Regions from separate parts of the Homo sapiens genome. Here regions 1, 2, 3 and 5 are each linked to region 4. Evidence: chromatin loops called from intact Hi-C (ENCODE). Cell type or tissue: heart right ventricle. All regions are shown on one strand.

Evidence for each region. Peaks named below come from ENCODE experiments on the same cell type or tissue, not always from the same donor. Only the 100,000 strongest peaks of a DNase experiment are listed, where the experiment ranks them.
Region 1: a loop joins it to region 4, with 2.9 times the contacts of the local background. A loop is called at or near these places in 5 of 110 quality-filtered maps.
Region 2: it touches region 4 in a loop (2.8-fold over the local background); 11 of 110 quality-filtered maps call a loop at or near these places.
Region 3: a loop joins it to region 4, with 2.3 times the contacts of the local background. A loop is called at or near these places in 2 of 110 quality-filtered maps.
Region 5: it touches region 4 in a loop (15-fold over the local background); 103 of 110 quality-filtered maps call a loop at or near these places.

What each region holds. Positions count from the first base shown.
Region 1 is chr10:43,822,313-43,827,312 of GRCh38, reverse strand. No RefSeq gene overlaps it. Among named protein-coding and RNA genes, the nearest start is that of LINC00619, 20 kb to the left of the region's middle. In heart right ventricle, no CTCF peak of the experiment used is centred here; DNase peaks (open chromatin) are centred at 654 and 2,192; H3K27ac peaks cover 5,000 bases.
Region 2 is chr10:43,920,069-43,925,068 of GRCh38, reverse strand. The region is part of intron 2 of LINC00841 (long intergenic non-protein coding RNA 841); the gene reads right to left. Among named protein-coding and RNA genes, the nearest start is that of LINC02659, 10 kb to the right of the region's middle. In heart right ventricle, a CTCF peak has its summit at 2,222; no DNase peak of the experiment used is centred here.
Region 3 is chr10:44,028,209-44,033,208 of GRCh38, reverse strand. No RefSeq gene overlaps it. Among named protein-coding and RNA genes, the nearest start is that of LINC02659, 120 kb to the right of the region's middle. In heart right ventricle, a CTCF peak has its summit at 2,855; no DNase peak of the experiment used is centred here; H3K27ac peaks cover 1,262 bases.
Region 4 is chr10:44,384,570-44,389,569 of GRCh38, reverse strand. CXCL12 (C-X-C motif chemokine ligand 12) reads left to right here and starts at 4,473. Exons shown (of 3, transcript NM_199168.4): 1 at 4,473-4,625. The coding sequence starts at 4,565. RefSeq lists a silencer at 2,735-2,944 and an enhancer at 4,838-5,000. In heart right ventricle, CTCF peaks have their summits at 2,610 and 2,817 (motif pointing right); DNase peaks (open chromatin) are centred at 189, 2,839, 3,509, 4,339 and 1 weaker place; H3K4me3 peaks cover 2,338 bases; H3K27ac peaks cover 2,039 bases; H3K27me3 peaks cover 1,619 bases.
Region 5 is chr10:43,669,134-43,674,133 of GRCh38, reverse strand. It overlaps ZNF32-AS3 (ZNF32 antisense RNA 3), which reads right to left. Exons shown (of 5, transcript NR_038867.1): 2 at 2,613-3,013; 3 at 2,056-2,416; 4 at 1,689-1,826; 5 at 1-300. Among named protein-coding and RNA genes, the nearest start is that of ZNF32, 23 kb to the right of the region's middle. RefSeq lists an enhancer at 2,743-2,912. In heart right ventricle, a CTCF peak has its summit at 2,310 (motif pointing left); DNase peaks (open chromatin) are centred at 1,653 and 2,253; H3K27ac peaks cover 1,071 bases; H3K27me3 peaks cover 1,253 bases.

The DNA.
Region 1 (5,000 bases), 560 kb after region 4:
ACGATTGCTGCTATTTATTGAGTGTCTACCCTCTCTGCCAGCTCCTACACTAAGCACTTTACATGTACTCATTCTAATCCTAAAAAAAGAGAAAAGGAAAGAAAAACAGGAGCCTGCAAGGCTTCGAGGTGCATTGTATTTCCCACATTTTACAGAATCAACTTAGTGTCCTTGTGGTAAGAGTGTTTCTGGTGAGATGGTAAAGTCGTGTGTTTGTGAATTGTACATCATTCAATTCAATTCTTTTGGAGTTAATGATTCTACAAGAAAATATAGTCGAACTAGACATTCACTTACAGTGGAGCTCCGCTGGGTTCCCTAACTCTTAGTAACAGAGCTGCCCCCTCCGCTTCCCCTCACGCCCAGAGTCCTAGTAACAGAGTTGCCCGCGGAGAGGCTGCTGCTCTCAGGCCCTGGTCAGGGTGATGGATGTGAGTTTGCTCAGTCCTTCCTCCACGTGGGATAACCGAGAATATCCAGAATTTTTACCTAAATTGGAACTGGCACACAAAGCGTAAAGTCTGGCAAAAGAGGACTAAGCAGATACATGTGAAACTACCACAGTCAAACAGCCTCTAGTGGCACAGCTGTGGGACATCGATGCACTTGTCAATGGTGGGGACTGGACAGGAGGCTGCAGGCCACTGCACCGTCCTAAGGCCACTCAGGACAAGGCCAGTCCCCAATTTGTTTCACTGTGAGACAGCTGCGCAGTCAGAGCCCAGATACGGTCACCAGACTCCCGGACTTGGATTCAGCTCCACATCGTGTCACCCTGGCTAAAGGATGTACACCTCTGCGTGACTGGGTTTGTCACCTGGCAGCATGGATGCTCAAGCGACTGACCTGTCAGGACAGCAGCAAATGAACTGAAGCTGGGGGAGCGTGCAGGCTGGTGCTGTGTGGAGCTCTGGGGCAGAAGGCACTCACCAGGGGTGCCCAGAGCCGGGGTCTGTGAGTCGCGCGCTGGGTCCGGGTCACAGGCGCTGGGTGAACAGATTGAGAAGACAAAATGAGGATGTACTCCTTACATGCTCACGAAAAGCCTTCTTCCCCTTCGTTGGGAACGACCCCCCCAGACACTAGACCCAGGCCACACCTGGAGTCAGCCGCAGGCAACTCAGAGGAGCGCGAGCCCGGGAGCCTCGGGAGGGCCTCGGAGGTGGGTGGGGGTGAGGGGAGCCTCAGGAGGGCCGCGGGTGGTGAGGGGGGCCTCTGGAAGGTCTGGAGCCCGCTGAAGGCAGGCGATGACGCAGGCCCAGTGCACATGTCCCAGGGCTCCTGTCTAGGCACACGGAAGCTGCATGTTCGTTTCTTTGTACCCATATCACACTTACTGTATTTCTTCTTCTTCTTTCTTTTCCTCCCCCAGCAGCTCTAAGCGCCCTACAGCTTCCATGGAAAGGCAAAAGGGACTTCCCTATTGCACCGTCTGCGGGTACCACTGTTCCAGCCCTGAAGGGACTAGGGGATGCTGCGCTGTGGGGAAAGTCCGGGTGGCAGGAGATGGCGGGGCTCCTGGAGGAGGTGCTGGGATGCGCTGCTGTGGCTGCTGAGAAAGGTCCTGAGGGCGCAGCCCGCCCTTTCCCCGAGCTGCGAGCTGCGAGCTGCGAGGGAGCCCGGCGGGGAGGACCGGCAGGGTCTCTGGGAGGGAGGAACAGGGGAGCCTGGAGTCTCAGGGCTGCCGGGAGCAGAGGCGCTCTGGGTGGTGAACGTCCCCAGCCTGCCCTCCCTGCTCACTGCGGAGTCACGCGCCCGCTCTGCTCTGGGCCTCCCCTCAGCTCTGGCCTCCAGGCAGTTTCCTTTCTGCCAGGTAGATTCTGTGCGACTTCATTTATTCAGAATCTGGATCAGCAAATGAACATTCAGGTAGGAAAGGGGTGTTTGGAAGGGTGGAGAGGTTTCCAAGCAGGCGCCCACCTGAGGGGCCCCCTGAAGGGAAACAAAGGGGACTTAAAGCCAGGTTTCCAGCTCGGCCACCCCTTCCTTTTTTTGTCTTTTTTCTTTTTTAAAAAAATATAAACAAAGAGCTTGAATTATTTTGAAATAACTATTGGTAGCTGGACTGTGTTCTCTTGACCACAACATTGCTCTGGGACTGAACCGCGTGGGTCTCTGCTCTTCCTAAGTGTTACATAAGAATAGCGAACCCATGAGGTCAGCTTCTAAACCAGTTTCTTCCCATAACCTCCTGGACCAAGGCCCAAGCAAGGCCGAGAGGAGCTCAAGGTCCCACTCTCACCAGGACGGGCCTCTCTCTCTAGTTGGCAGGAGGCGATGAATGTCGCCCAGTAATTTAAGGTTGTTCATGTTTGGGTAGAAAAGCCAAGCACAGGCCCATATTCTAGAGGATTGCTTGTGGCAGGCAGAAGGCCATCAAAGGCAAACCCAAACAAACAAAAAAGTGTCTTTTGAAGCTAATGGAGCAGATCAGATTGGTGAAAAGTAGATTAACAATAGCATTTGGAACAAAACTTTCAGCATAGTGCTTGCCCGAAAGTACTTACAGCCCTTTAAAATTGAGAGTGGGACCAGGCACTATGGCTCACAACTGTAATCCCAGCACTTTGGGAGGCTGAGGCGGGCAGATCACTTGAGTCCAGGAGTTTGAGACCAGCCTGGGCAACATAGTGAAAACCTGCCACTACTAAAAATACAAAGAGTAGCCGGGCACAGTGGCGCTCACCTGTAATCCCAGCTACTTGGAGGCTGAGGCACGAGAATTGCTTGAACCTGGGAGGCAGAGGTTGCAGTGAGCCAAGGTCGTGCCACTGCACTCCAGCCTGGATAACAGAGTGAGACTCTGTCTCAAAAATAAAATAAAATAAATAACATTGTCACTGGGTGGAATTGTAGACAAGGCAAAGATGTGTCTACACAGTTCCAACCAAGAGTAAGGCAATTATAAAAATCCACTTTTGCATACCTAAGGGCATTGCCTAGATATTTGGAATCATATATTTGGTTAATTTGAGTTTTTTCATAGAAAGCAGGTAAACATAGCCAACTTTTATAATGAAGTAAATTTTCAATCTCATGTTAACCTTAACTCTTTCATAGTCTGAATAGACCATATTCACAGTGATATGAGAGCCAGACATTTTAAATAAAATCACAGGAATAATGTTCTTTGTTTATGTCACAATTACACTAAGCCAGCAGTCCCCAACCTTTTTGGCACCAGGGACCAGTTTCATGGAAGACAATTTTTCCACAGGCAGGGTGTATGGGTCAGGATGAAACAGTTCCACCTCAGATCATCAGGCATTAGTTAGATTCTTATAAAGAACGTGCAGCCTAGAACCCTCATATGTGCAGTTCACAGTAGGGTTCATGCTCCTATGAGAATCTAATGCCACTACTGATCTGACAGGAAGCAGAGCTCATGCAGCAATGCTCACTCACCACTCACCTCGTGCTGTAGCATCCCAGTTCCTAACAGGCCACAGACCAGTATCAGCCCATAGGTTGCAGACCCCTGCTCTAAGTAGTCCAAAATGGCTTACCAAATGCAGCCTTCCAAATATGCCAGATATTCTCATTGTGCGCTAAAATTTCTTTATTATAAAAGTCAGAGTTAGTAAATAAAGTTACAAAAACAAAAGACACATATAATATAATGTAAAATATAATCCAAATCATGACTCCTTCCGTATGACTTTCTAAAATGTAGTATTTTTCTTGGAAAATGTCACAACTTGTAAGTGTGGCAAAAACTCACTAGAAACAGCATTCTGAGTACTCCAGTGACAACATTGTTAAAACACTCTGAGTCCATGCATTTAATATTCTATATTAAGGCCTCTCTACTCCCATAATTTCCCCTACATAGCACTATGAAGTCATGTAAGGGTAGTCAGAAGGAAACAAAACTATTAAAAATATCCTCCAAAAATGAAAAGATGCCAAAAAATCACACAAGGACTTAATAACCATGGTATTTACAATGGAAAAGAATGCTTCTGCCAGAAACTCTGTTTTTACTAGCCCAGACTTTTTTTCATGTTTAATTTTATATACAAGCTTTTTGCCTGGATTTATGATTAAATTATTTTCTTTTCAACTCCTCTTTGTTACCTTGGTTTTATCAATATTGAACCACTTGAATTCTGCAGCAATAGCAAACGAAAGTAAAAACCAACTTCTATACACAGTGCTGATTAGGCCCAGCTCTAATCACTGAACCAACTGTAGGAGACAGATACTATTATGTTGCTCTGTACAAACGAAAGAGCTGAAGTACTCAGAGGCTGAGTAACTGCCCAAGGTCACACAGTTGCTAAGTGGTAGACCTGGGAATTGAACTCAGGCAAGGCTGGCTCCAGAGCCTATGTTTCCACCACTTTTCTAAGCTATCTTTTTATAGCATTTCTAGAACTCTCAGAGCAGCAATCCAGTGATGTTAGCCCAAACTCATCAATTTTGCAAGTTATAGGATCTGTCTGCTCCTTGAACAAACCTTTCTTGAGCATGAATTGGATTCATGTTTTTGCATCTGTACAAAAGGCACAGGGACAGACGGGGGAAAAATTGTGTCTACTACTACTGAAAGATTCAGAGTCTCTGAGTAAGATGAAGTCATAAAAGTTTCATTTGTCTTTTGGCACGGGGAGGGGCTGAGCTCAGACTGCAGCATCTGCTCAGCATAGCCTCCTCCTCCTCCTCCCAAGTCATTCACTCTGGAGTGAGGGGGAGCCTTCGCTCTGCTCCCCAAAGCTCTTTCCTGACCTAAGATCCTGCCCTCGACCACCCTCGCGCATGAACTCACCATGGTTCTCCGCAGGTCTCCTCTCTTTCATGCAGCCATTACTCCACCGTCAGGTAGAATATCTTCACCTGTTCCTCTTTTACTCACAGGAGAAAGTTCAGCCTCCTTAGGCAAGCACTGAAGGCCCCAGCCTATCTGCTACAACCCGGAGTTACCTCCTGCCACTCTCTGGGACACTGTGCTCCCAACATAGGACTACTCCCTGGCTCTTCCACCTTTGCTGGGGCCTTTG
Region 2 (5,000 bases), 460 kb after region 4:
ACCATGAAAGCAACAGAGCTGGAGGCTGGAGGAGCTTCAGCGGGAGCAGCAGGAGGGATTCATGGTGGCTACAGTATTTCTCCCTAAGGACCAAACCAAAAGGATACAGACAAAAATCCTCCTCTGGGTGGAAAAAGGCTTCTTCGTTTATTTGTACCAATGAAAATGGCCATAGGCTGTGTTTCACCTGCTCTGCTCTCTGAGCAGAAGAATGCCTCACCACAGTCCATGACACACAGGACCTGGTCAAGAATCACTTTGCAGGATCTGTAAAAAGTCTTTGTACTTGCTGTTTAAAATTTGTCTTTTCTGGAGAGCTACAGTGTACCCTCCCTGATCTGACACAGACAAATTCATATTCCATTTCACACATGGGAAGGCTGAGCCCATCGTGAACATCACATGACTAACTTACTGTGCACTCAAACCAAAACAAAAGTCATCTGGACACAGTCCCGAGGTTTTCCCTGAGTCAAGGGTCCCTTCAAAGACCCACGGTCAATGCACTCCTCACCTGGTCACCTCAATGTGTGTGTGGGAACAGAGCAGCCCCTGTGAAGTCGTGGCCATCCCCAGGCTTCCAGGCCCCTGTGAAGTCGTGACCATGCATTCATTCATTCATTCGCCAACATCATTTATTGAACTTCTACTGAGGACAAGGAGACAAAAGACGCAATCTCTGCCCTCAAGAAGTTCAGTGTCTAATGGAGACAGGGGACAAGTAAAAAGACTAAAGACTATGCAATTTCATTTATGCAAGTCCAAAAGTTCACAAGCCAGATGGATGCTGCCAGGAGTCAATGGTTCCCCATGGGGGATTAGCGCCTGGGAGGGGGATGCAGGGGACTCCTTGGGGACTAGGAATGTTGTGATGTATCCACATCAAACCTCCTTTAGGTTCTCGTAAAGGTCCAGCCCACTCCCCTCTCTGGGAACATCCTGCCCCATTGGTTGGAATATTTTCCCCATCTGGTGAACCTGATTCTTCCTTTCTCCTTCAAGGGAACAGATCTCCCAAACCAGCCTTCTAGAAGGTCTTCTGACCCTCCAGTTTGGGTGAGGCCTCTCCTCCTTGCTCATGTAGCACTTGGACCTGACTTATCTTCATGGTCACAGTCCTCATTCCACTAACAGGCCTCTGTTGTCTGCTTGCACCAGCAAATAACCTTCTGGCTAGTAATCTTTCACACATATTCCCCAGTGGATGACTGACCTGAATCTTGAGTATAAGGTGGCAGGTAAGGAATGAGACAGTATCCTAAGCAAATATCACTGATGTTCAGAGAAACAAGATGCAGCCTTGAATCATGGAGAAATTGAGCTCAGTCCCTTAGGACGGGAGGTTAGGGTTGGAAGGGAGGGGCTGGGGAGGAACTGGGTGCATTGGTAAAGGACTTGGCTCTCCTCATGCTGAAAGGCAACAGAGAATCTCTCACATTAAGTTTTAGTGTGTCTTCCACTTCTTGATTTTGTGGTGGTTATTTTATTGGCTAAGCAGTAACATGATTTGATTTGCATTTTAGCAATTATCTACTGGAGGATGTTGCTGAGTGCAAAGGCAGAGAGAGAAGTGAAAGGCCTGTCAGTCATTCAGGGGGTGAAGGATGAGGACCTGAAATAAGCCACGGAGGTAAGAAAGAAGAGAGGGCCACTTTTGCCCCACCATTGCTAGGTCGGGCCTGCTGTCTGCTTGTTGTCTTACATAATTCACAATTACTTTCACTTCTAAAGTGTCCCTATTTGATAGTAAATTATGGGGTCATTCTATTCTCAGTGATATTTAAGATGCAGGATCGCCAGGAATTCATAGTAGTTGGTGAAATGAGATGGGGAAGGAGGGTTCAACAAAGAGGTACAGGTACTGGCAACTGAGTCCCCATCCGGGTGGACAGGGGAGGAGGAAGCAGCAGTTCAGTAGGGCTGGGGAAGGGTGTGAGGGAAGTGATTTTCCAGCCCTCCTGAATTCATGTGCTCAGGTTGCCATGATGAGTGTCACAGACTGGGAGGCTTAAACTGCAGAAATGGCAGTTTCCTCAGGCTGGAGGCCAGAAGTCTGAGATGGAGGTGTGGCAGGGCTGGTTTCTCCTGAGCCTCTCTCCTGGGCTTATAGATGTCTGCATTCTCCCTGCGTCTTCACATGGTCTCACCCCAGTGTGCATCTCGGTCCTCATCTCCTCTTCTTATGTGGACACTGTATATTGGATTAGGGCCCACCCTAGTGGCCTCCTTTTAACTTAATTATCTAATCTAAGGCCCTATCTCCAAATACAGCTACATTCTGAGATGCTGGGGGCTAGGGCTTCCATGTAGGAATTGTGGGGTGCAGGGGACCCAGTTCAGCCCAGAGCCCCCTCTCATGCTGTCATAGTCCCCACCCTGCCCCAGCCTCTATCTAAACCCTGAGCCCCTGCCTCAGGTCTTTGTGGCCCCTGCCTCCTTACCATGGCCAGCTGGGTGGGGAGGGTCCACTCAGATCAGTGACCTCACAAAGGTCCAGGGTCACCTCCCAGCCATTCTCCCCGCCTGCCACTTCCTGATGGTCCCTGGAGGAAGTCTCGGTGCCTGTCAGGCCCTCTCAGGTCATGAGGAAGTTCTCTGATCCCTTCTCCCACAAACACAGCCCCCTTCCGGCATGAAGTAGCCATCAACTCTCACAGCCACCACTGTGAACGTCCCTGGCTGAGGCCTGTCTGCGAGTGCCCCATGGACTCTTCTACTCCCTCCCCTCCCCTGCTTGCTAGGTCTTCACTCCTCCGTGTTTGGGGAGGAAGGGAGGAAGGGTGAGGGCCACCAAGATCCCGCTTGACGAGTCCCACCGTCTGCCGATGCTGCTTCTCTCTGGGGTCACGTGAGGTGATTTGTGAGCACCCCAGAGAACCCCGACTAGGGGAACCCTCTCCCTGGCCCCTGGACTACCTCAGGGCTTTGGCAGCCACTGACACAGACACCCTTTGCCAGGGCACCCCTGCCCTTGCCCTTTGCCTCCTGGGCAAAGTCACTGAAGCCTTGTGTCTCCAGGCTGGGCTCCTTACGGCAGAGGGGACACACTCATGCCCTTTGTTCTGACAACGTCCAGAACTCCAGGCCATGGCTGAGGCAACCAGGTGTGGACCTGACTTCAGAACCACAGGCCGTAGAAGATTCAGAGTCAAGACCACCAATTAATCTACTGGAAGTCCATCCCTGGTTTGAGGAAGACGCAAACATGATGAGGGAGGGGAGATGCAACTGCTCACCAGTGTTTTCCGAATCTACATGATCTCTGTTCGCCTTTTAACTCACTACTGCTGTGAGGGGAGTCTGCCATCTCTCTGGGATATGAAGGGCAGACAGCTCCCTGGGTAACATCCTGTTCCACATTCTAGGCCCTTCCCTGGTGCACACACCTGTGGGACTCAGGCTCAGTTCTCCACCCCCGTCTCCAGACCAACCCCAGCTGCAGAAACGGCTACAGTTTGAATGTGTCCCCTCCAGAATGCAGGTGCTGCCAATGTGCTAGTATTAGGAAGTGAGCTCCTTCCGAGGTGACTAGGGGGTTGTAATGCCCATTTTACAGATACAGAAACCAAGGCTCCCATTGACACACACCCACAGAACTGGTTAGTGATGGAGACAGGGCTTGAACTGAGATGTCTGACTCTGTGGAACAGGGGTTGGCAAACTCTGGCCTGAAGGTCCCATGTGCTTACTGCCTGTTGTGTAAATTAAGTTTTGCTGGGACATGCGTATTCGTTTGTGTGTTGCCTGTGCCAATTTGCACATTGCACCAGCAGCATTGAGTAGTTACATGCCGACTGCCTTACCAAATGTACCTGGGGCTATGTGTTCCCCTGAAGATGGGTGGGAGGGATAAAAAGATTTGTATAAAAATAGAAAGATCATGCCTGTAATCCCAGCACTTTGGGAGGCTGAGGCAGGTGGATCATGAAGTCAGGAGTTCAAGACCAACCTGACCAACATGGTGAAACCCTGTCTCTACTAAAAATACAAAAATTAACCAGGTGCAGTGGCGTGCACCTGTAATCCCAGCTACTCACCAGGCTGAGGCAAGAGAATCGCTTGGACCCAGGAGGCAGAGGTTGTAGTGAGCCGAGATTGCACCACTGCACCCCAGCCTGGTGACACAGCGAGACTCCGTCTCAAAAAAAAAAAAAAAAAAAATAGCGGGTCTGTTCCAAGATGGCCAAATAAAAACAGCTCCGGTCTGCAGCTCCCAGCATGACTGACACAGAAGATGGGTGATTTCTGCATTTCCAACTGATGTACCTGGTTCATCTCACTGGGACTGGTCAGAAAGTGGGTGCAGCCCACGAAGGGTGAGCCAAAGCAGGGCAGGGCATTGCTTCACCTGGGAAGCGCAAGAGGTCGGGGGATTTCCGTTTCCTAGCCAAGGGAAGCCCTGACAGACTGTACCGGGAAAATGGGCATACTGCCACCTAAACGTTATGCTTCTCCAATGGTCTTAGCAAACGGCACACCAGGAGATTATATCCCACGTCTGGCTCAGTGGGTCCCACACCCACGGAGTCTTGCTCACTGCTAGTCCAAGATCGAACTTCCAGGCAGCAAGCCTGGCTAGGGGAGGGGCGCCCACCATTGCTGAGGCTTGAGTAGGTAAACAAAGCAGCCAGGAAGCTAAAACTGGGTGGAGCCCACAGCAGCGCAAGGAGGCCTGCCTGCCTCTGTACACTCCACCTCTGGGGGCAGGGCATAGCTGAACAAAAGGCAGCAGAAAATTCTGCAGACTTAAATGTCCCTGAGAGCTCTAAAGAGAGCAGTGGTTCTCCCAGCAGTGTTTGAGCTCTGAGAATGGACAGACTGCCTCCTCAAGTGAGTCCCTGACCCCCATGTAGCCTAACTTGGAGATACCTCCCAGTAGGGGCTGACTGACACCTCATACAGCCAGGTGCCCCTCTGAGACAAAGCTCCCAGAGGAAGGATCAGGCAGCAATTTTTGCTGTTCTGCAATGTTTGCTGTTCTGCAGCCTCCACTGGTGATA
Region 3 (5,000 bases), 360 kb after region 4:
AAAAGACTTGCAAACCACAGTTAGTCATTTTCCCTTTTGGAATTTCGACAAGGAAATCCATGGCTGATCAAAGTTTTGCTGACAGAAGTCTGTGAAATACACATTAAAACATTAACAGAGCCAAATATCAAAATACATACTTTATCGGGAATGCACATAAGGTAATGCCCTTGAATATTAAACAAATAAAAAACATAACAACAACAAATCAGTGAAGTGAGATACCTGGCCAGATCTCCACTCTGGTTTCTAGGTTTTATCCCATTTTCTGATAGTGTCTGAACCACAGGCCATTGCTTAACACCTAACATTTTATTCTAGAGCCTGTCTTGACTTCTAATGAAGATAAAAGCTTTTGAATAAAATATTCAATGAAATAATTTGTAAATGGAGCTGAATTTGCAGGTTAGAGCCACCATAGGCCTTCCTGTTACCAAAGCAGGGCTGTACTTAGAGGGCAGGCCTATAGACTCTTTAATGTTCTCCAGAGGGAAGCACTGCCTGGTGGGGTTTGGAAGGACATCATCCCACACTTCTCTTCATTCCATGTGCTCAACTAATTCATACTGCTGTATTTGCCACATCAACTATTTTGTATCCCTTTCTCTGGAAGTGTTCACTTAATATTTTGTTTTAGAGTCTGGGTTTCCAGTTTTGCTCTTGCTTTTTTATAAGGTCTCTAGTTTTCTTCTGGCTTCCCAGGAAGGCCCTTGATGTCCTTGGGTGGTGGAGCCATGCAATCTTTCTACTTGGCCCTTGTGCAATGCAGTTCCCTTACTGCATCTATTTCCTAAGGGATTCAAGTCACTCCCTGAGTTCTAGATGTGGTTCAGCCTTGGAAATGTGGGAATTTCTCAAGATGCCCTGCTTTGTACTTAATTTAAGTTGCGAAATACTTTATTGGGCCCTTGGGTTCTGTGCTACACTTTGGGCTTATTTTGTTTGTTTTTCAAGTTGTTCTTCTTAAGGTTTTCATTTTCTTTTTTTTTTTTCCAATGTTTTCCTTGGTGTCTCCTAGAAGTCTCTCCTTTGACATCCAATCATTTTCTTTGAGTCTCTGGGCAATGAGATTTTCTCATGCAGGATGCCAGTAAAGACAAGGACTATGTGCAAGCCATTTCTGATATGCCAATCTTTGTGGAGGTCTACTTTATAATACTGGGAGAAGCATTTGAAAATGAAAGTGATGAATGTATAGTAACCAGCCTATAGCAGCCGCTCACTAAATATGTGCAGAATGGTAAAGTGTTTTGTGAGTTTCAAGATGCCTTTACAATTTTGGCTAATAACACCCCACTCCACCCCTACAGCATCTCCTGCCCATACCATTGTGGCATGTACCCTCTGTGCTGTAGCTATCAATGGACTTGTCAGTCTCCTCAAGCAAACAAGGTGCCTGAGCTATATAAGGCAAGAAAATAGCCTTTGTTCCTGGTCACACATCTCCTACACCTACCACAGAGCCAGGAAGGAGAAATAAAAACAGTTATGTCCTTAGCAATACTATAATAAAAGATCTGTAAAGTATAGTCTTTGAGAGGATCTGAAATATCTTAGCCACAAAACTGAGTTACTACTTCTCGGAGTAGCCCAACATTTTGTATTTTCTTCTCCCTAGCGAGATATTTATGGTGTTACTCCTCATAGAGCGTTACCATGGAGATTTATATTTAAAGATCTTATTTCCAAGGGAAAGAATTATAAACATCCCAAGGTGAAAAGATCCAGTTGTATTTTACGAATTTGTATAATGGTCCATTTCCAGAACCTTGTAGGTTGATTACCAAAGGAATCCACCAAGGGGAAAAGTACCATTCAGATTTGTTTACACAAGGTTCCACACAAATCTGTCCTACCCAGCAGCTATCAAATTATCCCAATTCTATAGAGACTTATTTTCCTAGCCACCAGAGGATCACTTGTTCTAAATCAAATCATTGTATGCATTCAGCCAAACTAACTTGGTTACTAAAGTGATATAAAACATTCTGCCTAATGTTGAAGCCCGGACATAGAGTGAGGCGGGAAATCAAGGAGAATAATTGGCTCCAAAATTTCCTTGTCTTATAAATATTTTTTCTTCTTCCATCATTTAACATTTTCTCCTTGACATTACTTGATTGAACTCATGCAGATTCTGTTCCTCCCAGGAAACAATTCACTTGGGCAGTGTGAACTCTGAGAGGTCACATTTTTTGGAGTTATCTGCTGCCAAAATGAATGGCTTCCATTTATTTTTCAGGTTGAAAAAGTTTTTTTCCTGTTCTTGAAACTCAAAAATGCACAGAGTAATTTAACTCAGACTGACCAAACAGAAAAAGCACGTTTAAGCTCTGATAGGGCCTGGAATGTCTGAGTCTGGAAGGAGAATCATTTGGAACTTTCTTTTGGAAGCCAGGCAGCCAAATGATGGATTGTCTCAAAACTTGCGCTATGCTTTTCTATTGCAGTTTCTGAAGCAAGGAACCTTAGTAGAGAAGGGCCAGAAATCTGTTAGAATGGATAACTAAGGTAAGCAGTAAAAGTCTAGAGCAGTGGTCTCCCATCCTTTCTGTTTGACTCCAATCAGCCAAATAAAAGAAAAAAAAATATGGGCAACTGTTTTCCCCATTTACATGCCACAAAGTGTCATTACTGAAGTTTTGAAGCCCTTATGGCTATGAAATTGGAAACTGGAACACCACCACCAGAATTTACAAAGGAAATTTCCAAGAAGTAGCTTCATTCTGAGCCCCTAATCCAGACCAAAAATCAAAGGGTTTAGAGAGCAGGGAGGGGAAGGGCATGCTGACCTCACATCTTTTCAGAGAGCTGCAGTCCCACCTGACGAGGGGCAGATGGTGCTGGTTCCTCATGCGGAGCCTTGAATTGCTTCCTCAAAGTAGGGAGGCTTTTGGGCGGCCTCCCTGACTCACACCTGAGACGCCTACAGTGACCTGTATGTAGGACAGATGAGACTTGGGCAGAGTAAGCCCAGTCCCAAGGACTTCAGGGGCCAGGTGGCATCATGCTTCCTGAGGAATGGATGGGGTCACCAAAAAGACAGAGCAGCAGTAGTTGGGTTCTGTCTAAAGGACTGCTTGAAGGGAGAGAGGAACCCAACAGCAAGAAGCTCCTGAGTCCTACATGCTAAGGAAGGAGTCCCAGGAAACCATCTGGAATAAAGGTGCATTTGCCTTGGTGAAGAAAAAACACATCTCCAGCTAGGACTCCCTTAAGAACTCTCAATGATACCAACAAGATAAAGAATCTACTTTTATCTCATTCCAGATCCAGAGACAACAAAGCCCCTGGCAAGGCAGGAGCTGCCCCATCCCAGTCTTCTCCTCCCTCATTCTTCCCCCTCCCTCCTCTGAAACAGCACTTAGTGGGTGGGGGAGATGGGGACCGGGGCAGGGGGCAGAACTGACCACATCCTTTCCCTGAAGCAAGCCCCAGCTTGGGAAGGCTCAGAAATCTAGACTTCTAGAGAAGAGTGAAGTTTTTGAATAATATCCCCAATCGAATGATTTCTGAACTGAGCTGTGTTTGCAGATTGGAGCCACCATAGGCCAAAGACTGTTGCCTAAAGCAGGGCTGGTTGTCAGTGGGCACTGGGTGCATATCAGCACAGCCATTCCTGCTGTGGTCCTGAGCCCCAGCCCACCCAGGACCCCCAGTGCAGATCATAGAGTCTGCAAATCCATAACCAGTGCAAAGAAATCTCTAAATACTGATGTACTGGAAGCAAGGGAATGAATGAAGATGCAGCCATCACCCCATGCTGGGGACTCCTGCTCCAGTGTTTGTGAGACACCATCTCAGACACAGGGTCCCAAAGCAGGCAACCAGGGCCACTCCACAAATGAAATCTTATCATAACCAAATGGATTTCCTTACTTGAAAGCAATACAGACCTATAGGTTATCCTGAGCACCCCTGGATACATGCACCCCATCTTTGGAGACACTAAACCCCATAATAGAGGCTGGAAATTACACTGTAACACAGCAGAACCATGTCTTTGCATGGGCGCCTCAATCACATGCATGTGATTGTGTTTATTCTGTGTACCTGGATTTGACAAGCAGAAAACCACAGAATGCCCCCCGCCACTCCCTTGGTTCAAGCCCTCACTGTCACTCCTCTTCAGGCTGAGCCTTGCAGTGCCAAGTGCCTGGCCTCCTGCCTGGTAACACCTGTCCGCGGCTCGCCATGCGTGGAGGCCGCTGTGTGAACCTGGCATTTTAGGACATCCCACCACCTACTCATGCCAAAGTAGTCATCCATTCATTTTCCTGATAACACACTGCACACCCCACCCTCACCCCATGCCATGCCCTCTTTTTCCTGTTCCCTGTGGCCTCTCTGTCTCTAGACTGTCCAAGGTCCTAGGGACATCCCCTTGCTCTAACCGTCCCAGGCACTCAAAGGCAGGATTGCCCTGAATGGAACCTTGTTTACACACATAACAGATCTTTGGGCCCAGCTACCCAGGGGCATGACCTGGTCCCTTTCCTTCTGCTTCAAACCCCCTACTCAGTTTTCAGTTCTAGAAAAAACCTCACAGCTTCATTCTGGTGAAACTGGAGGCTCCATGAAAATGCATCTCGCCCTGTCCTGCTGCAGAAGGACGTCGTCCAGACTGAGCTCACACCAGCATCTGAGCAAAAGCAACAGGTCACTCTGGCTCCTGAAAGGCAACATTTCTGGAGAAATCTTGAAGTTTTTATCTAATGATTTTGCATCATCCTGGAGGGCAAAGTCAGGGTTTTACATGAAAACTTCTGTGTCAAAATAGAAAGACACTTTTCAAAGAATTCTTTCTTCAGTTCTAACCATACCGTAGTGTTGTGTTTGTAGGGTTGTGTTACTTCAAGCAAGATTAGGATGTCCCCAGACTCTGAGTTCCTCACTGCATTGGGATGAAAAATGCCGCATGGTTACTATTTGCCTCTGCAAATTTCAACATCTGCTCAATAATACGTGGAGTCCTTATTATGTATTTTTGAAATATTTTG
Region 4 (5,000 bases):
CTGCTAGACGTGCACATACCCTGACGGTAAGCCTTGCTTGCCCACACATGTGCCCAGAACCAGTGGGGATCAGCTCTGCCTCCCAGGGGTCCTTCCCTCTAGGGCAGCCTGGGGCTGTTTGCAACTGGCTCTTGAGGCCAGTGGGGATCTAGACAGGAAAAACATGGCCAGCTGGTCAAATGCCAAGTCCTGGCCCTGGGTACGGGATTCCAAAAGGCTCCCTGGATGACTGCCATGGGAGTGACTTATGTCCCCAAGAGTGCTTTCAGGACCTGGCTGATGTTCCAGGATCCAGAGACGTTGGCCCCAGAGAGATGTACCCTTGCTCCTGCCTGGCTCTGTCATGTTGGCCGAGGCCCTCAACTCTGAGCCTTGGGCTCAGAGCCCATGGAGACTTGGGTTCCATGTCTTCAAAGCTGAGACAGTGGGGCTTATACTGCAAGCTCGGTCTTTGAAAGTACCAAATTGACAAATTCAAAGAAGGCAAACTAAAGTCCTATGTAAGTCCACTGTTCAGTATCTTCCTAAGGGCCTTCTCTGGGCCAAGTGGTTTCACACTGACCAAATCCACCATGTCAGCTAATGTACCTGCTGCACAGATGACATCAGCAAGGCGGTGAGGATTTGTCTTCCTCACCGGGCTTCCTGGTTCCTGGAATAGGCCATCTGCTCCTGAACCCCAGGGCCAGGTGCCAAAGGAGTGAGGGCAGATGTGGGTGGTTGGGAGGGGTCCCTCCAGGACTGCACGGGAGCTGGGAGAGGAGCACTCCTGGAGGGGTGGCAGGGCCAAGGGTATCCAGGGATCCCATAGGGCCCCACAGTCTTCCTATGACCTGAGCGCTCCTGGACCAGCGTTCTCCAGCCTCACCTGGCAGGCAAGTGAGGAAGACATCGTGCCTCCCTTGTGTGATTTTATGTTTCAGCACTTTGGAGCCAAATACTTATTTCAAGAGGGGGATTGCGGTGGGAGGGTGTCAAGTAATACAAAAAATATTCTTCATGTAGAAAAGGTTTTCAAATTTCAGATCTATTTGTATTGCTGTCAAAATTTTTGCTATGTCTCCAGCCACCTAGACTAGCACTTGCTATGTTAGCTTCAATTGACTTACTTTTTAAAACTTGAACCATATATTAAAAAAAAAACCTGAGCAATATCTGAAATATCTGCCTTTACTGTGCTAGTTATATTTTTTCTTATTACTTTAAAAAAATAAATACATAAATCTATATTTTATAGATTTCAGAGTACCACCTGAAGTCACCTTGTCAATTACACACTGTACAACATGGATTTAGTGTAAACCTTCAATCCCTACTGGGAACCCTCTTGCAGGCCCAGCCGTTGGGCCCTGGAGGAGTGAACGGCCCAGGCCAGGCAGAGGGGGGTAGGCAGATGCTGCCTAGGGGTCTAGAGACCATAGCACACATGCCAGCTCAGGAGATGCCCTGCCTTTAACTCAGCAGCCAGACCCCTGCCTCCCACCTTGAACTGTGCTTAACAAGGCATCCCTGAGGAGCCGCTGTGCCCTGCATTACCTGGTAGAGCGGCACAGAGTCTGAAGACTTCAGGAGAAGGTGGGGCTCTATGGGGAGTAAGAGTCCCCAGGCAGAGAAAGAAAGGTGGAGCCTTTTGAGCATAAGCATAAGCAAAGGACACAGGGAAAGGGGTGGGGAACTTCGCTGACCCGAATTTGAGAGGTACCCCTGTGGCCGAGTGAGCTGGAGACATGTCAAAATGGCCTGGTCTGATGGCCGCCTGCCTGTGCAGGCGGTGCGGAGGCCCCCAGAGTGTACAGGGTTTTATTTTATTTTATTTACATATTTACATATTTATTTATTTATTTACATATTTGTTTATTTATTTATTTTTGAGACGGAGTCTCGCTTTGTCACCCAGGCTGGAGTGCAGTGGCGCCATCTCGGCTCACTGCAAGCTCCGCCTCCCGGGTTCACGCCATTTTCCTGCCTCAGCCTCCCGAGTAGCTGGGACTACAGGCGCCCGCCACCACGGCCGGCTAATTTTTTTGTATTTTTAGTAGAGACGGGGTTTCACCGTGTTAGCCAGGATGGTCTCGAACTCCTGACCTCGTGATCCGCCCGCCTCGGCCTTCCAAAGTGCTGGGATTACAGGCATGAGCCACCGTGCCCGGCCAGGGTTTTAAATTTCAATCGCCAATTGTAAAATTGTGAGGCTTGTACCTAAAATATGGATCCTTGGCCACCCTATTTAAAATCCTAACTCCCACCCCACTTTCCTCTGCTCCATCTTCCCCTAGCATTTAATGGCCTTCTAAGTATTTTATGCGTAATTACTTATGCTTAGCGCCATGTGCTTCTAAACGTTTAGTGCCTTTTCTAAACTACTTCAAACATGTAGCCCAGGTCTAGCACATAGTGGGTGCTCAGTAAGTATTTAACGAACGACTAGCGGAAGGGATGGCCCCATGGGTGCCACAGTAGCTTCTGTTCTGGGGCCTCAGGGCGCCTGCGGGAGGGGCAGCGGCCAGGCCTGAATCCCTGGTTCGCCCTCGACTCAGCCCACGCGGGCCTTTCAGGCTTCTGGGACAGATCCTAGGTCCAGCTGCCCACCTGATTTTGTGGCAAAGAAAAAAAGAAGAAGAAGAAGCGAGAGGCGATGGCGTTTGCTTTGGCCAGATTTAAGGGCAAGCGAGGCTGCGCGCGGCTCCCGCAGGGTCGGATCTCCGAGCTCCAGGGCGCCCCTCCACCCGGGTGTAGATTTCCCGCGGACCCCTTCGCCCTCCCGGGTTTCATCAGCTGCGCAGGAATGGAGCTGGCCAGAGCTCTGGGAGCGGGGAGGGAGGCGCCGCCACCAGAGGGCGCCGGAGCCCCAGCGCTGCGGCCGGTGAGCGGCCAGGCTCCCCGGCCCAGCCCAGCAAAGGCCTGGGGACGCCCGACGGCTGCCTTCTTCACTGGACCTCACTGCCTTCAGTTCTTTAAGAGCAGGGCCAAGTCAGTGGGGTTCCCGGCTCCAAGCCCAGTGCCCAGGGTGGGTGGGTGGGTGGGTGGGTGGGTGGATGGATGGATGGATGGATGGATGGAGTGCCGGCCCACAGCCATCTAACGGCCAAAGTGGTTTTGGAAAAAAAATGCACAGAAGACACCTACTCCCACCAGCGGAGTTCCGGAGCCCTCGCAGCCTCCTGTTGACCGCTCCCGCCTAATGCAGCCGCTGACCGCCCACTCCCCGACGGCCAGGACTCCCCAGGGACAGGGACGTGTCCCCAGGGCAGGCCCCTGGATGGACGCGGCGACTGACCCCACTTCGCTGGACGCTGTGCTGGGAAGGACACAGAGAGGTGGCTGGGGCAGCCTGCGGTCACAAAGCGAGGCCCAAAGGGGCGCTCTCCTCACCCCCACGTCTCCTGGGTGCCGACCTGCACCCTCCCTTCGCCACCGGACTGGGGCCATCTGGGATGTCTCGGGGGTATCCGGAGGGCTAAGCACCGCCGAGGGACGGCTCCGTGGGAAGAGTTTTCTGGACCCAGAAGGCAGACGCCAGTAGTACTGTCCTAGGAGTCGGAGGTCGGGGTGGGGGAGTTCTCAGCTCTTTGGGTCGCACGGAGCTTTTCTTGGGTAAGGCAGTAAGTACTTAGGTTTAAAGGACTTACTTACAGCTACCATTTATTGAGTACTGTCTGCTTGTCAGACACGATGCAGAGAATTTCGCGGCGTGGGGCGGGTCTCATTGAATCTCCCGTCCCACTCCGCGGGGTGGGCCTGTGATTAGCTCATTTCACCATTGAGAGGTCGGAAGTACAAAGGCTACATTCGCTTTTACTGAGAGCCGCCGGCGCCTTCTGCTTTGTTTGTACAGGCGAGGAAACTGAGGCTCGGCTGGTGGCGCCGTGGGCTTGGAGTCCGAGCCACGCTGACTGCAAAGACGGGTCTCATTCCCGCAGATCGAGCTCTGCCGGCGGCTGCGCCGCAAGCCGGGCAGGTGGCGAGCTTGAGCCCCCACGCACAGAAAGCAGGACCCCCTCGGCTGCCTTGGGCCGCCACCGCCAGCAGGCCCTCCGCCCGGGACTAACTTGTTTGCTTTTCATTGGTTCTCATTCAGTTCCCGCCATCGAAAGGCCCCGTCCCGCAGCTTTCCACGCGCGCCCCACTTTACGCCTAAGGTCCTCAGTCTCTCCAGTGGGGCCCTGTCACAGGGACAATAAGCGGCCCTCCAGCCGGCGTCGCTCAGGCTGCGGACCTCACTGCAGACCGGGCCAGCGGTGCGGGGCCCAGCGGAGCCTGAGAAGGTCAAAGGCCGGAGCGCACTGCGCCTCGGGAGCACAGAGGGAGCGGAGGAGGGGCGAAGGGGATGGGTGGGGGGTGCCGCCGAGGGAGTCGCGCGTCAGAGACCCCGGCCACGGCCAGCACTCGGCTCCGGGCCCGCCCCTCACCGCGCGCCCCGCCCCGCCCCGCCTGGCTCTCCCCTCTAAAGCGCCCGGCGCGCGCCTCCCACCGCCGCACTTTCACTCTCCGTCAGCCGCATTGCCCGCTCGGCGTCCGGCCCCCGACCCGCGCTCGTCCGCCCGCCCGCCCGCCCGCCCGCGCCATGAACGCCAAGGTCGTGGTCGTGCTGGTCCTCGTGCTGACCGCGCTCTGCCTCAGCGACGGTAAGTGCGCTCGGCGGGGAGGCCCTGGCGAGGCTCTGGGCTTCGGCTCCCGCCCGGCGCAGAGCCGCGGCTCCTCTGCCTGCGCCCGCAGTTTGCGCCGCCCGACACAGTGGGGGTGGAGGCAGCTCGCTTAGCTGGGCGCTCTGGTGCGGTGTCGCGTTCAAAGCCCTACTTTTGCGCCGAGGGTTTGTGACCTGCAGAGAGCGACCGCCTGACCTCAAGCTGGCTGCAGAGCGAGGTCAGCCGGGACAACTGGGCAGGAACGCCCCAAGAGAGCGTTCGGGACTGGCGCGGGAAGGCGCGAGGGTGGGGAGCCGCGGACCCCAGACCCCTGCCTGCCCACCCTCCACCCACTGCCTTCCCGCTGCGGGCTCG
Region 5 (5,000 bases), 720 kb after region 4:
AGTAGAATGATGGTATGTATTCTCTAACCCAGTCCTTGAAAACATCTGCATCAAGGTGCCAAACTGGTTTTCCAGTCTTGTGGGTCACAGTCCTCATCACAATTTAATCATAGCCACATTCATGATGGGTGGCATTTACGGAGTGTGAGGAGCTTTGTCGGGTGCCTGTCAGATGGGGCTTTCCTCAACAGCCCTGCAGAGTGGGTCTTAGTGGGCCCTCTTTGCACTGATAGAACCTGAAGAGCAGAGAGTTCTGTCTTTCACTTCAAGAAGCCGACTCACGGATCCTGGCCAGGAGCCCTGTTAAAACAATACCCAAACTTTTTGAGATAATTTGTTAATGGAGGAAGTACCTACAGTTCCAACCCAGTCTTCAGTACTTGGGCAGGCTTGCCTCTCAAGAATTCATTTCGTTATTTATTCATTCAACAAATATGTGCTAGGCACCTGCTGCATGCCAGATACTGCTCCAAGCACTTGGGGCACATCAATAAACAAAGCATGCTTGGCCTTGTGGAGCTCGCATTCTAGAAGGAAAAGCAGTCAGCACTAGATAATAAATAAGCAAATCCAATAGGATGCTGGGGGATAAGTGCTGCAGCGTAAGTAACAGCACAGCACCAGGGGGTGGGGAGACAGAGTGCGACATGAAGGAGGGTCGAGACAGACCTTGGGGAGAAAAGGACATCTGGGCAAAAGCTGAGAAGAGAAGAGTGTCTGCGGAGGAGTGTTCCAGACAGAAGTACCCAGCAGTGTGAATGTTCTCAGCAGGTGTGTGCCCAGTGTCCCAGAGGAATAGCAAGGAGAGCACTGGGGACAGACTGGAAAAGGCTCAAACACAAAAGGTCAGAGACATACAGGGCCAGAAGGCAGAGGGTTTTGGCCATCAGTGAGCTGAGGGGCATTGTGGGATTTTGAGCGATGGAGGGTGAGGAGCTCCCTGCTGGTTTGATGGCCACTGTGCTCGCTCTCTTGACAATAGCCTATAACAGGCCAAGGACTGAAGCGGTGAGAGCCATTGAGAAATTTTTGCAATAACCCTTAGGAATGAGGTGGCAGAGTCTTGGACCAGGTGACAGCAGAGGAAGAGGTAGGTGGTTGGATTCTGGACCTTTTTTGAAGGTAGAGACAGCTGAATTTCCTGATAATGCTGAATATTTGATCAGATATCATAACCATACTTCTTTTAACAGAACATATTCTGGGAAATCAATTTGCTGTGGAAATTACTTTCTTGAGTTGGTCTGTTGAGGATGTTTCCATGAGAACCCAGGCCTGCTAGAGCAGGGACTGTAAGTTCAGGTTTTCAGAGTTTAGCAAGTTCTTGTCAAATGTCAACTTGACCCTATCATCCATTACCCATCCAAGACTCATGAAGGAGTTCCCTTACACAGTGTTGAAAATCAGCTGGGATTTCAGACAGGGCTGACATTAGCAGATGCTCAAATTGTCACCCAAGGAGTTTGAAAATCTGGAAGCATTATTCTGCTAGGTCCAGGAATCAAAGTTGGTGCACGGACTAGGACCCTCAGACCAGCAGGGATGCTGAAGCAAGAATGTAACGTTGAAGACAGGGCCACAGGAACTGCAGCTAGTCCTAGGACTGAGGGGGATCACTTCTGCCAAGGCCTGCCCCCCGACTTCCCAGACAGGGTGCTGTGCCCTGGAATAAGAGAGCTCATAACCACCTTCTCCCAGCCGCCGGGTCTTCCCATTAGGTCTCGGCCCTCGCTTGCTCTCTTCTTACTTCCAAACACACAAAAATACTGTGAGGGTTTGCAGCTGATGAAGTCCCAAAGGAGCAATCCAGGGCTTTGCACATTTTCCTGTAAAGGGCCAGACAGTAAATATTCTAGGCTCTGCGGCCACACGGTGTCTGCGGCGGCTTCTCAACTCAAAGCAGCAGAGACAACACTGAACAAATGAGCACTCATGTGTCCAACAAAACTTCATTTACAAACCCTGAAATTTGAATTTTATGTGAGTTTTACCTTCCACAAAATATTATTTTCTTTTTTTTTTTCAGTCATTCAAAAATGTTAAAACCATTCTTACCTTGCTGGCCAAACAAAACCAGGCAATGGCCAATGTGAGCCCTGAACTAAACCGCGTGTTTTGAAAGGGCTCTGGTGCAGCCAGGCCGACTTGGAGCCCCTAGGTCATGCAAAACGCAGTGCTCTTTCTGCTGTGGCCTTGGCTTAGTAGTGACTCCAGTAAGTCCAGTGTGTGAAGCCTGGTCACCGCTAACTCACAAAGGTGCAGCACAGGTCACCAGGCAACTCTGTTTCATGACACTTTACTGCCATCTGCTGGACAATTGTTGCAATACAATTACATACAGATTGCGCCGACCGTGAATTTGAAGAGTCCCGTTGTAGTTTTGTGATGCATCATTTGTTCAATTTAAGCAGTGGCCCTGGGTTGGGGAAATATAGAAGGAAGAAGCAACTAATTCACAGGAGTCCCAGAAGTCATCATGCAAATGACACAAAGATCCCATCACTTTCTAGTTTGGGGAGGGGGCGGGCGCAAGGGGAAGGAAGGAGGGAAGAAAGACATCTTCCAACTGTTATTATCTAGTCTCTGCAGGCTTAGATTGGTGCTCTGCCTACATTGGAGGTGTTCTGCAAACCGGAGTCTTCCTCGCCAGAGTCCCATAAACGTGCCTCAGTCAGATGCTGGAGAGACAGAGAAGGGAAGAGTCCATCAGAGCCTCCTGATTCGAGCATCACACAGCAACCCTTCTGAGCTCGGTGGTCCACACAGCGCAGGGTTCTATGAACTCCTGAGGAGAGCCAGGAGTGCTGCTAAGCTTTCCCAGGTATGCGTGACCATGTGTGCCTTCATCTGTGTGTGACTTGGGCCAGCACCTGCCCTCCTCCTTCCTTGGTTTATCTGCCCCCTCAATGGGGATAACACTCCTAGACGTTGCTGCCTCATAGAGACAGTGTGACCGTGGAACGAACACCCTTTGCACAGCATAATCAGGATCAGCAGTCCTGAAGCTGCAAGGCTGGAGAGAGAACAGGAGGTGAAAGAAAAGGGTGAGTTAGACCACAATTGGGTGCAGTCAAGAAGCCACAGCACGCAAGAGATTGCCTGTGATGGGGCTCCAGGATTCCAGGCCTGGCAACAGACCCCCAGGTTTCAAAATGAAAAACGAAAAGAGCTAGAGACCAAGACCAAGGGATATGTTCAAAGACTATGAGGTCCACTGTCTCTGATTTAAAACCAAAACGTTTGCCATTTGCTCTAGGGAATCAGGGAAGAAAGATACAGGGTGATCTGTTTGGCCCCGCCCCCAGGCTTCTGGACATTTCCAGGACTCTAGGCAAAGGCAGAAGCCAAGTCAAGAGTTCCACAGCAAAACAGGTGTGCCCAGGACCGGGGAAGTCTCAGGAAGCCCATAGTACATATCAGCTGGAACTTGGGGGGCCCGGGACTCAAAGTGCCCTGTGTCTGGCCTGGGGGGACCTGGGGCGGGCGACATGATGTGCAAACCTCAGACCCAACTCTAGTAACACAAAGCTGTCCCAGGGAAAAGCGAGCAGATTCCAGTGTTGTGACAGCTCAGGCTCAGGACGAAGACGCCTGCGTGGGTACAATGGGTCCTCTGGGGGTGCAGTAGAGGTCTTTGTGGGGGAGGGCAGTGCATGGGGGTCTGGTGGCCCCTTCACCTCCTTCTAGAACCCTTGGGAAAGAGACACTGCATGGGAAAGGCTGAGTGTCATGACTCACCCAACCCCTTGTCCAACATGAAGTGACCAAGCCCTTGATCAGCTTTAAAAACTAGTTTACGGCTGGGCACAGTGGCTCACGCCTGTAGTGTCCGCACTTTGGGAGGCCAATGCGGAAGGATCGCTTGAGCCCAGGAGTTCAAGAACAGCCTGGGTAACACAGGGAGACTCTGTCTCCACAAAAAATTAAAAAAATTAGCCAGGCATACTGACACGTGCTTGTGGTCCCAGCTACTCAGGAGGCTGAGGCAGAAGGATCTCTGGAGCCCAGGAGTTCGAGGCTGCAATGAGCTAGCTATGATGGCACCACTGCACTCCAGCCTGGGAGACAGAGTCTTGCTCTGTCTCAAAAGAATAAAAATACAAACTAGTTTCCGTCTCCTCAGCCACACACCATGATTAAACTTCAGCACTAACACTTTCATGCAGGACAGTGGTTGACATGCTTTAAGACTGCCTCCTTAGTGCACAGAGGACAATGGCACAACACCATGGCCAACCAAGCCCAGGCCAAGGTGGGATTCCACTCTCACCCGGATCTGGAAGGCAGAGTACCCCTGGTCACTGGCCAGCGCTGTTTAGAACTATCCAGGGGGCTCAAGGACTCATGGGCTCTCTTCCTCCCTTCCCTTCTCCCAGCTCCCATCTCCCTCCACACTTTTCCTGCTCACAGCCCCGGGGAGTCAGGTCCACAGGGCTCTGCCCTGTGGTAAGCCTTGCTGTCCTAGGAAGCAGGCTCTGTCCCTCTGGGCTGCTCACCAAGCCACATGCACAAAACCCTGCCAGTCCCCCCAGCAGCCTGCCACGCTGCTGAGCCCAGATGGTATCTTTTAGTGGAAATTTCCTGAAGACACAGGAAGAAGCCAAGGGAAATGTAACAGAGAACTTAGCAGCAGGCTTTGCCTCTATCCTAGAGTCCCTGAACTGATCCCCTGCCTGGCCCAGGAGGCCTGTGCATGACAGAGGTGTGACCTGCCCACTAGCACTAGTCAGGGTCAAGCCGTGCCTTGGCCCCCACCCTTCACTCTTGGGAGAAAGCTCTCAATTTGTTCAGTACCTACACATAAGGGGCTGTCTTTACGGGTTTGCCCAGACATCCCAGGCCCTCCCGAGTCCATGCCCTTCCCTAAGAGTCTCCACTTCCCAGGATGGTGACAATAAAGGCCCATTCCCCTCAGGAGAAGCCCCCTCTGCTCAAGATGTGGCCTTGGAGATGTGCTCCGACCATGCCCAGAGCCACACAGACCCAAGTGCAGCCAGGAC